2 separate regions of the Mus musculus genome follow, and region 2 is linked to region 1. Evidence: chromatin contacts called from ENCODE Hi-C or POLR2A ChIA-PET data. All regions are on one chromosome and are shown on one strand. The core of a region is the stretch at or near the end of the contact, and the rest is flanking DNA. Distances in the headings are between cores, read along the strand shown.

Evidence for each region. Hi-C counts contacts between places; a loop is a spot of excess contacts on that map. ChIA-PET counts read pairs that join two places held with the same protein, here RNA polymerase II (POLR2A).
Region 2: a map of heart shows a loop between it and region 1 (1.9-fold over the local background). The contact joins two enhancer-like sites. A Hi-C loop is called at or near these places in 6 of 37 maps with a recorded cell type or tissue (gastrocnemius and heart). POLR2A ChIA-PET finds 5 or more read pairs at or near these places in 2 of 5 experiments (Patski and embryonic stem cell).

Annotation. Positions count from the first base shown.
Region 1 is chr4:150,492,296-150,497,760 of GRCm38, reverse strand. The region is part of intron 7 of Rere (arginine glutamic acid dipeptide (RE) repeats); the gene reads right to left. Among named protein-coding and RNA genes, the nearest start is that of Gm52709, 28 kb to the right of the region's middle. Within about 2 kb of position 2,065, at least 1 of the 3 ENCODE cell types and tissues checked has a DNase peak (open chromatin) inside an H3K27ac peak, as active enhancers do; it is heart, where a contact is called at or near this core.
Region 2 is chr4:150,554,879-150,560,093 of GRCm38, reverse strand. All of the region lies in intron 11 of Rere (arginine glutamic acid dipeptide (RE) repeats), which reads right to left. Among named protein-coding and RNA genes, the nearest start is that of Gm52709, 90 kb to the right of the region's middle. Within about 2 kb of position 3,498, at least 1 of the 3 ENCODE cell types and tissues checked has a DNase peak (open chromatin) inside an H3K27ac peak, as active enhancers do; it is heart, where a contact is called at or near this core.

The sequences.
Region 1 (5,465 bases), core at 816-3,315:
AACGGCAACCACCCTACTGCCAATTTAAGTTCCCACACGAAAGCTGGTATACAATGTGAACACTTATTAATAATCTTCTGGATTGTCACATGATACAAGGAGAAAATCAATTCTGGAAACTTGTCCTCTAGCCTCCACCTATGCATCATGGAATGTCCATACACACGCATAAAGTAATTTGAAAAAATATATTTTTTAAAGATTTATTTACTTATTATATGTAAGCACACTGTAGCTGTCTTCAGACACTCCAGAAGAGGGAGTCAGATCTCGTTACAGATGGTTGTGAGCCACCATGTGGTTGCTGGGATTTGAACTCCGGACCTTCGGAAGAGCAGTCGGGTGCTCTTACCCACGGAGCCATCTCACCAGCCCGAAAAAATTTTTTAAGTGAGGGGTCTACAGAATGGCTCAGGGGATAAAGGGACGTGCAACCAAGCTTGATGACATGAATTAGAAAACATGATGGAAGGAGAGTCCCAACTCTGATTTACACGTGTGTAAAGTTAATTTTAAAACTTAAAAAGAATCCCAATTACATACAAACAATAACATCATTGTAACTTTCTTGACCAGGAGAAAGCTCAGAGGCTGTAGGTGCTGGGATTGGGAGGGAAGGATAGAACTACCTAGGGAAAGGGCAGCGGGACTGAGAGCTTGGAAGAGACAACAGTTGCACCCTGATATAGGAGCACAGATATGCACTCGTGCGCTTGCATGAGCACTCCAGGGCACGTGCACGCACGCTCGTGCACACATACACAGAGGCAGGCAGAAACTTCCCCCCACACTTGCATGCTCTTCTGCTTGTGGTTCTATGTTTGTTTGTTTGTTTGAGACAGGGTTTCTCAGTGTAGAACTGGCTGTCCTGAATCTCTTTCTGTAGACCAGATGGCCTCAAACTCAGAGATCACCTGCCTCTGCTTTCTGAGTGCTGGGATTAAAGGTGTGTACCACTACTACAAGGCAGGAGCTAAATTTTTTAAAAAGTCAACAGATGGGCTACAAATAGACTGAAATAGGAAAGAAAGGCAGACATGAGAGAGGCTGAGTAACAGACACAGCCTCCAGGTCTATACAAAGAACTGAGCCAGTACTGTTGCAGAGTCAACTAACTCCAAGGTTGGAGGTGGTGGCAAAAGCCTTTAATCCCAGCATTCAGGAGGCAGAGCTAGGTGGAACTCTGAGTTCTAGGGCAGCCAAGGCTACACAGAGAAACTGTCTCAGAAAAGGCCAGAACAATCAACAAACTCCAAGACATCTAATTTAAAATAATGACAAGAAATCCCAGAAAGTGTGTCTGTGTGCGAGTGAGTATATGAGTGTGTGTTGAGTCTGTGAGTGAGAGACAGGGTGTGTGTGTATTCCTATGAAGTCCATACTGGACTCAAACTGACAATCTGGCTTTGCCTTCCAAAGATCATAGGTCAGCTCCATTGTACCTGCTGACTTCTTACATTTTCTACTTCCTAGGAACCTCTGTGATTTGAAACACCAAAATACTATGGATCCAACTTAATATGTATATCTGTGTTCATTCTATTTAAAAATTACCATTGTCCCTCCTAGCACAGATAATTTCTCTGTATAGCTAATATAAATTATGTTTTGAAAAATAGCTGACTCTCAACCTCTAGTATTCTACAAATCTTTGGTTAGGATATAAAAAACTAACCAGTTGCAAAAGCCAAATAACAATGATGATGGTAAGTCATTGTGTTTATTTTTGTAGTATCAAAAGAAAAAGAAAAGAGAACTCATTGTATATGAAAACTGATACAAAAGAAACTGATGTAACAAAGCAGTATCCATAGCAACTACAACTTAATATTTCAGCTCTCTTCAGCTGCAGTGGATTAAATAAAATGACAAGATGTTCCCTTTGAAAAGTAACCTGTTACCATGGAAACAGTTTAGTCGAAGAAGTAAACAGGGAGTGGACAGAAAGGCAGAAAGCTTGTATCTGAATTTCTAAAAGGGAGAAGAGTCTGTGCCAGGAGGCAAGGCGGAAGCCACCAGCCACAGAGAGGCTTCTCCTGACTTGGTCCCTCAGGCCTGCACCACCCTAGGGCTGGCCTGAGAATGGACAGCATCATTTCATCATCCCAAAGAAAGGGAAGAGGGAGCAGCCTCTGTGGATATGTGCTGCACAGTACAAGTACTCTGCACTCCAGAACAAGACAATGACTCAGGTCAACTTTAGTTTCACATGTAGTCTGGACATGATATATATATATATATATATATCTCCAGCTCTTAAGGGCAAATAACTAAGGCTGCAGCTATGGTATGAACTAGACAGAGGCCTGCTGGACAGTCACTGCTATTCTTAGCACAATGTGATGGCTATCAGTTACAACAGGACAAATCTGCAAACTTCACTGCAGCCTCTATCAGTCATGACTTTCTGGAACAGTCACAGATCATACAAATGGCTGTCCTGTTCTGAAGAGAAAAACCACCGTGAAGATAGGAACCAAGCCTACTTTTAGCTCCCTACTACGTCTAAGAGCAGCCTGGCTCTTACCAGTGCACACTTTAAGCTTTAGCTGGCATGTAGTAAGTGTGCATTTTTGCTACGTGTGCTGTGTGTACTTCTCCCCCTCCCCATGTGCTGTTTTTCCAGGCAGTCTGCCCTCCATTTCATGTCACATTTTAATCTAGGAGAAGAAACATATAATTATTATTTTTCAGTCTAGTTTGTTTTACTTAAAAGGATGATCCTGCAGTTCCATCCATTTACTTTCACACTTCCTTATAGTTGAATAACTTTCCATAGCAGCACACTGTCTTGATCTGTTTCTATGCGCGAGAACCTAGGCTTTCCACACATGGCTACTGTGAACAATACTGCCATAACCCTGGATACAGAGCATCTCTGGCGTGGTGACTCCTCTGGCAGACGAGCCTGCGAGGGTATGGTGGGTCACCTTTGGGTTTCTTGAGGAACACCTGTAACTCATCACCATCGTGGCTACACCATTTTATATCACTAGAAACAATGTGTGAGTGTTCCTTTCTGTCCACTGTCCCTTCAAAGTCATTCTGATTTCCTTTCACGTGTATGTGTGCACCTGTACAGTGCAGTCAGTGACTGCAGTGGCCAGAAGGTGTTCAGATCTCACAGAGAGTGGGTTATAGGGGATTATGTGCCACGGGACATTGGATGCTGGGAATCAAAACTTCAGACCTCTAACCAATAATTGCTGAGCCTTCTTCTCCAGGCCCCTATTAGTTAGTTTCCTTTCCTTTAGATTTATTTACTTTATGTGTATAAATGTTTTGCTTCTATGTATGTCCATGCACCACATGCATGCCTGGTGCTCAGAGAAGTCAGAAAGGCAGTGGATCCTTGGAGCTAGGGTTATGGATAGTTGTAACTAAGTCCCAGAGCCTCTGGAAGGGCAGTGAGTGCACTTGACCACTGTCCCATCTGTCCAGAGACTTTCCCATCCCACACCCCTAATTTGCTTTCTTTTTTTTTTTTTTTAAAGATTTATTTATTTATTATATGGAAGTACATTGTAGCTATCTTCAGACACTCCAGAAGAGGGCGTCAGATCTCGTTACGGATGGTTGTGAGCCACCATGTGGTTGCTGGGATTTGAACTCTGGACTTTCGGAAGAGCAGTCGGGTGCTCTTACCCACTGAGCCATCTCACCAGCCCCTAATTTGCTTTCTTAATGACAGTCTCTGACTGAAGTGAGACAGAATCTTGATGTAGTTTTGATGTGCATTTCCTGGTGTCTAAAGAGGTTGGACACTAATACATATTTTTTGAATGAACAATAACTCTAATATTCTAAATCAAGTGTGTCTTAGCTATAGACAGCAACTACTGGCTTTATTCCAAGGTAATAAAGAAAGTCACTGGGGACAGAAGGCTAATCTTCCAAGCAAAATCAATCCAAGAACAGGTCTGACAAACAGGAACAAAGTCCAGCTTTCACTCAAAAACAGTAAAGTATGGAGAACAGCCCACGCCCACAGGCATGGAGTCAGCACAGGTGTGCTGCAAAGCTGGAAGCACAGCGTAAGCGCCTCTGAGTGAGCTCCTGAGAAGCTTGTGACAGCCGTACAGCTCTGCAGGAGAGAGCCAAGTCTGAGGAAGTAAAGGCTACTTACTCTACCCTCTTAAGAAGTCACAGCAATAATTACAGAAGCAATTCTCCCACGGGCTTCTTCAGACTATAATCCAGTGTCCAGAACTAAGAGCTAGGCATTAGCTGCGGAGTAACAAACTCTACCTACCCTGAGAAGAACCATAAATACCTTTCACTCAAAACCATCTCATATCAGAGAAACAGGCTGAAAACAATGTGAGAATTGGGTGTGGTGGCACGAGGCTGAGCCTGAAGCTGGGAGAGTTGGGCTACTGTAAAAGGAAGCAGCAGCAGCATTTGCTGGCTAGCTGGAAGGAAGACAATGTAGACAACAGAGGAGAAGGAGTTGCTCCCAAGTGCTGTGACACCTTGTTCACTGCCTTCCTTTCTTACCTGCCATTCAGTGGTCTGCCCAGGGCACCTGGCAACTGTATCTATCTCTAACCCCATTCCAGGCTCTTCCTGGACTTTACTGTCTTCATCTTCTGTACAAACACAAATGGCTTTAACAACCACAGCTTAGCAAAAGTGCATATGGGTACATATGCATACCAAATGTAACAGTTGTCCTCCAGGATTGAGTTGATCTCCTAAGCAAAGACAGGACTTTCCATGCACTGAAATCAAACTACACACTAAGCCTGACAGCACTCCCAGAGAGAGAAGACAGAGCCAGTAAGCAAGGGCCACAGCACACTTCCAAGGTCTCTCTGCCCCACTGGAAGAGTCTGAAACGCTTAAAGTCCAGGCCAATGCATAAGAGAACTCTTTACTGTAGTTCTGTGAATATGGTGGGCAAAGAGGCAAAAGGCATCAATTACCTTCCTCATCTATGTAACTATACTGGGCAAGGTTAAGAATAGAAACACCGCCGGGCGTGGTGGCGCATGCCTTTAATCCCAGCACTCGGGAGGCAGAGGCAGGTGGATTTCTGAGAGGCCAGCCTGGTCTACAGAGTGAGTTCCAGGACAGCCAGGGCTATACAGAGAAACCCTGTCTCAAAAAAAACCACCACTAACAACAAAAACAAAACAAAACAAAAAAAGAATAGAAACACCAAATGTTACCAGATATAGAAGGAGGTCTTCTTTAAAAACAAAGGGGCTAGAGAGATGGCTAAGCAGTTAAAAGCACTAACTGCTCTTCTAGTGGACCTAGGTTCAATTCCTCCCAACCATATGGTGGCTCATCACCATCTGGAATTCCAGTTCCGGGGATCAAATGCCCTCTTCTGGTGAATTCAGGCACCAGGCAAGCTAGTGGTACACAGACACACACATGGGCAAATCACTAATAAACATAAAGTAAAAGAAGAAAAAAAGTAAAAAAAAAAAAAAAAAAAAAAAAATTTCAGGACCTAG
Region 2 (5,215 bases), core at 2,249-4,748, 61 kb before region 1:
AGTGTCTAAATATAACTAACAAAACCAAAGGATGCCTTCCTTATCTTCTCCAACCAAACCTACACAATTACTAGAGGATTCAAGCTATCCTCTTCCTACCAGCTACCTGCTTAAGGGAAAGAATAAGCAGTTTTCTATTTCAACCTTTGTGTATTGACTACTCCTTCACAGGCTGTCTCCTAGCAAATGAACATTACTCTATTTCCCATTCAAGGACCACATACCTAGTAGGAAAATGACTACATGTCGGGTGGTGTAAGTAACAGCTGAGTCCTCCCACCTACCTTTACCTATGACTCTCTGAGTTAAGTTAGATGACTGTGTTGAGCACAGCAAAGTCCTTTGCTTCAGGGTACTGGCCCAGTCAAGTCAGAGGCTAGGTAAACAGCAGATCAACAGGTGCAAAGATTCAGCTGACTAAATACATCTTGCCAATTATTGGCTACACAGCTACGTTCAAATTAAAAATAACCTGGCACTAATAACAGAACACAAACAGCCATTCTTTCCCTGTGGTATCATTCAAGAATCTCCATACAAATGCTCCAGAACGTGGTTCAGAAACATGCTGTTAAAGGTTCAGCTTTCATTAACAAAGTTGATCTCAGCACAGAGCAAAGGTGTATAAAATAAAAAGAACTGTAGCTTGGCTGTTAAAGCGCAAAGGAGAAAAGTCATTTCAGTGAGAAAGCCCTTTGTAAAACCTGTTTTAAAAGGGGTGGGGGGTGGAGGGTGGAGGGCTGAGTATGAAGCCCTGGATCCATTCCCCATCAGGAGCAGCAGCACAGGCCAGTGCTAGGAAAGGAAATGCTGACGGATCACAAGTTGATGGGTAGGTACCCTCAGCTACATAGGAAATTCAAGAACAGTCTGAGCTACAAGAGGTTATATCTCAAAAATATGTGTTCATAAGTGTTTACATTATAAAATTATATTTATGTAAGTATATATATATATTTATATTGCATACACATATATACTGTTTATATATTCTGTGTGTGTGTGTGTGTGTGTGTGTGTGTATATACCAGTGGCTTACAATAACAAGACGCCCAAGCACCAAATGGTCACCTTTGTGGAGCTATATAACTGTACTAGCACAGCTCTGGGCAACAACGACCCATATTCATACAGACATATGATCTCAAATCAAATACACTATATCTGTAAGCCACTGAGACGTCTCCTGACTTCCCAGATCAGGAAAAGGCACCACAGGCTCACTGTAATCCCTGGTAGGGACTTTATTTTCCCTTTATATGATATTAGCCTGAGTTCCTCACTGAGTTCAGCTAAGATATCACCGACCAAAGCAAAGAAAACCAGCTGGGCATGGTAGTTCACATCTTTAGCCCCAGAACTGGAGAGGCAGAGGCAGGCTGATCTCTGTAAGTTCAAAGCCAGTCTGTCTGGTGTACATGGTACATTCCAGACCATCCAGGGCTACGTAGTGAGATCCTACTCAAAGAAGAAAAAAAACCCATAAAACAAGATTATGAGGGCTGGTGAGATGGCTCAGTGGGTAAGAGCACCCGACTGCTCTTCCAAAGGTCCGGAGTTCAAATCCCAGCAACCACATGGTGGCCCACAACCATCCGTAACGAGATTTGACTCCCTCTTCTGGAGTGTCTGAAGACAGGTACAGTGTACTTACATATAATAAATAAATAAATAAATCTTTAAAAACAAAACAAAACAAGATTATGAGCCCAAAGGGAAGGAAAGTCAATGTCTTTTTAAGAAATGCAGTCCAGTGGAGCTAAGAAGCACTTCCATCAAAGGCAGACCTCAGTCACCAGTAAGCTTCCTGTCAACCAGCAGTCACTGTCTCCTACCCACCACAGGCACTGTGTTTGCTCACTCTGCCCCCGTGAATGATGGCTATCACACTCAGGCAAGTCCCTAAAGGGAGGCTTCTAGATAGAAAGCTGGTATGAGCCAATCACAAGGCTGCCCTGCTGGTTTCTGTTCAGAACAACAGTGCTCCCATGATACCTCACTTTTGCTAAAAATATTGATACTGAGGGAACATGAACACAGCTGTGTGTAAATCACACACACAAACAGATCAGCTCTATCTGCTTAAAAGGGATACAAACACACTACTAATGCATTTGCATTCACAGTTGGACACACTGAGCTGCAAGCTGAGACTTTTCTGCCCCCTCCTCCCTTCTGATGCAGAACATGGTTCCCTGCACTTGTTTGTTGGAGAAGGTATCTGAGGTTAGGAAGGAGATACTGTCATAAGAGCTGTGGAGTTTCATTTTGGCAGGAAAATCCATCTTGCTAGAGTGACTTTAGTTAGGAGCAGGGGGCACCCATTACTTCTGGCATTTTGCTGGTGAAGGCAAGACAGCTGTTCAAGGCTAGGCTAGCTACACTGAAAGATTATCTCAAAAAAGAAAAGTGGAGGTAATGTGGGGGATGGGAGAAAAGGCAGCATGGGCAGAAGCAGAAAGTGGGGAGCCTGGGCGTGTTCAGAAAGAACAATCAGAAGCCCTGTCTTCTATAATAGGCTCACACAGACACATATTGTGCTCACACAGACACATATTGTGCTCACACAGACACATATTGTGCTCACACAGACACATACTGTGCTCACACAGACACATACTGTGCACACGCTTGAAAGAGACCCACCAGCTGGGCAGTGGTGGTGCACACCTTTAAACCCAGCACTTGGGAGGCAGAGGCAGGCAGATTTCTGAGTTCCAGGCCAGCCTGGTCTACAGAGTGAGTTCCAGGACAGCCAGGGCTACACAGAGAAACCCTGTCTCGAAGGAAAAAAAAAAAAAAAAGGAGAGAGAAAAAAAAGAAAGCAATAAAGGAAGAAGTTCCAATAACAATATGTGGACACAACAAGGACCTAATTTTATTCTTTTCTGTGTGTATGTGTGATAAAAATCCTCCAATTAACTTCCTTCTTTTATCTTTTCGCAACGTCGTTCCTATAAACCGAGAGGGGGAGGGGAAGAGAGATCCATTTCTAAGGCTTGGTTTACGGTGCTTACAGTTTCACCAATAAATCATCTCCCAATCTGGGCTTGGAAAAGCACTGGCCACGGTTTGATTGCTCCAGCCCCAGGTTGCCAGGCAACCAGCACAAGGGGGAAGTCTGAGAAGAGCTGACAGATAGCCAAGTGGCTGAAACAACAGACTTCTCTCTGTCACAAATGTGTTTCAGAGCACTACTTGCCCACCTCCTGCTCTCTGCTAAACACGACATGACTGTAAAATCAAAATCAAAAGGCCCCTGTAATAAAAACATACTTCCTGCCCAATTACCAATTGTTAAAATGCTGTGGGGAGGCCCAGATCACACAGTGTACTGCAACAGAAATGTGATACTGTAAACGAGATGAAGTCGCAGCGTTTGAGAAACCTGAGCTAAATGCGGCCTTGTCATTTCAAGTCAGGGGACCTGGTGCGCAGAGGAAATCAGCAGCCAGAGAAGCACCGGAAGGAGAACAGCGACTGATGGAGGAGGACGTTAAAGGAACAACCCAGACAACTACGTTACAGGGGAAGTCACAACTGCTTGATAAAAACCAAGAAACTCTTCAACTGTTCACTGTGGCTTAGAGACAACAAGAGTGTCCTTCCTCTTCAGGGTTGATCAAGGACCTCCTGGAAGCCACACGTGCTGGTGGTTCCAACTGGACTCCCAAATGCTTAACTGTGACCTGGATTATCAGAATGCATTCTATTCTTAGGATAATGTTGATTTGACCAGTTTGAGACACAAGAGTCTAAGGAAGCATGCGCAGCCCCTAGGGTCTGTGTCCTAAGCCAGCACACACGGCGCCCACAGGTATAATAAGTACCAACTCTGAGGCCATGGCATTGAACCTGACATCTTGAATGTTCCAGAAACAAGGGGCAATTCTTAATCTGTTTTATGCCATAGATACTTTGTCATTCTGGCCAACCTAAGTCTCCTAAAAAACAGTTTGTGTTTGCCTAAATACATGGGACTTCAGAGGGAGCCAGTGATAATGAAATTCCATCACTAAAACATTTTTAAAGTTTATTTTTATGTATATTAAGTGTTTGCCTGCATGTATGTAGTGCACTGCATTTGTGCAGTCCCTGAGAAGGCCAGAAGATGGTGTCATATACCTTAGAACTAGACTTACAGGCTCCTGTCCACAGCAATGTGGGTACTGGGAACTGAAGCCAGGGCCTCTTGAGAGTGGCCAAGTCTTACCAGCAAGACATTTCTCCAGCTCCACCTAAACATTTTTTCCTTTTTTTTCTTTTTTGATTTTTCTAGACAGGGTTTCTCTGTGTAGCCTTGGGTGTCCTGGAACTCACTTTGTAGACCAAGCTGGCCTCAAACTCAGAAATCTGCCTGCCTCTGCCTCCTAAGTACTGGGATTAAAGGCGTGCGCCACCACGCCCGGCACCTGAACATTTTAAAAGGTGTGCTGGAGTGGTGTGTGTGCTACATTAACAATAAAGAGCAAAACTACCTGAGGGTCTGCTATAGGGAAGAGGTGGTGGTGTGCATTTTTTTTCAGTGTGAGCTCACAACATGGGCTTCAGAGTACAAGGGCAGAAGTATTCTATCAAAGCAATGTCAGCCAGTTCATGCTTGGGCGCCCAGGATGACCCTCTCTTTATACTACCAACCCATATCCTACCAGGTCTCCAGGACTCTCCTGGGGACCAGACTGATGATTCAAATAGTTCTTAGGGAATCCATTTCCAAACCCTCAGCTTTCGTAGGATTCATCTGTCAGAGAGGGCCGGTATCTACCTTTCCTTCTCATCTCTATTTATTTGTTTCTGTTGTTGTCTGTTTTTATTATTGAGACAGGGTTTCTCTGTGTAGCCTTGGCTTTCCTGGAACTCAATCTGGCTTGAACTCCTAGAGATCCACTGGCCTCTGCTCCTGAGATTAGAGTGTGCTTCACCACCTCCGGCTTTCTTCCCTCCCCTCTTCTCTTAGGAGGAAGCTTTGGTGCTCTCAGGGCACTGCATAGAGCACAATTCAAGGCCCCAGGGCTAAGTTGGATACTTTTTGTTGTTGTTGTTGTTTTCTGGGACAGGGTTTCTCTGTGTAGCCCTGGCTGTCCTGGAACTCACTCTGTAGACCAGGCTGGCCTCGAACTCAGAAATCCACTTGCCTCTGCCTCCCGAGTGCTGGGATTAAAGGTGTGCGTGTGCCACCACACCCGGCTTTAGATACTTTTTAATTCTGTTTTCA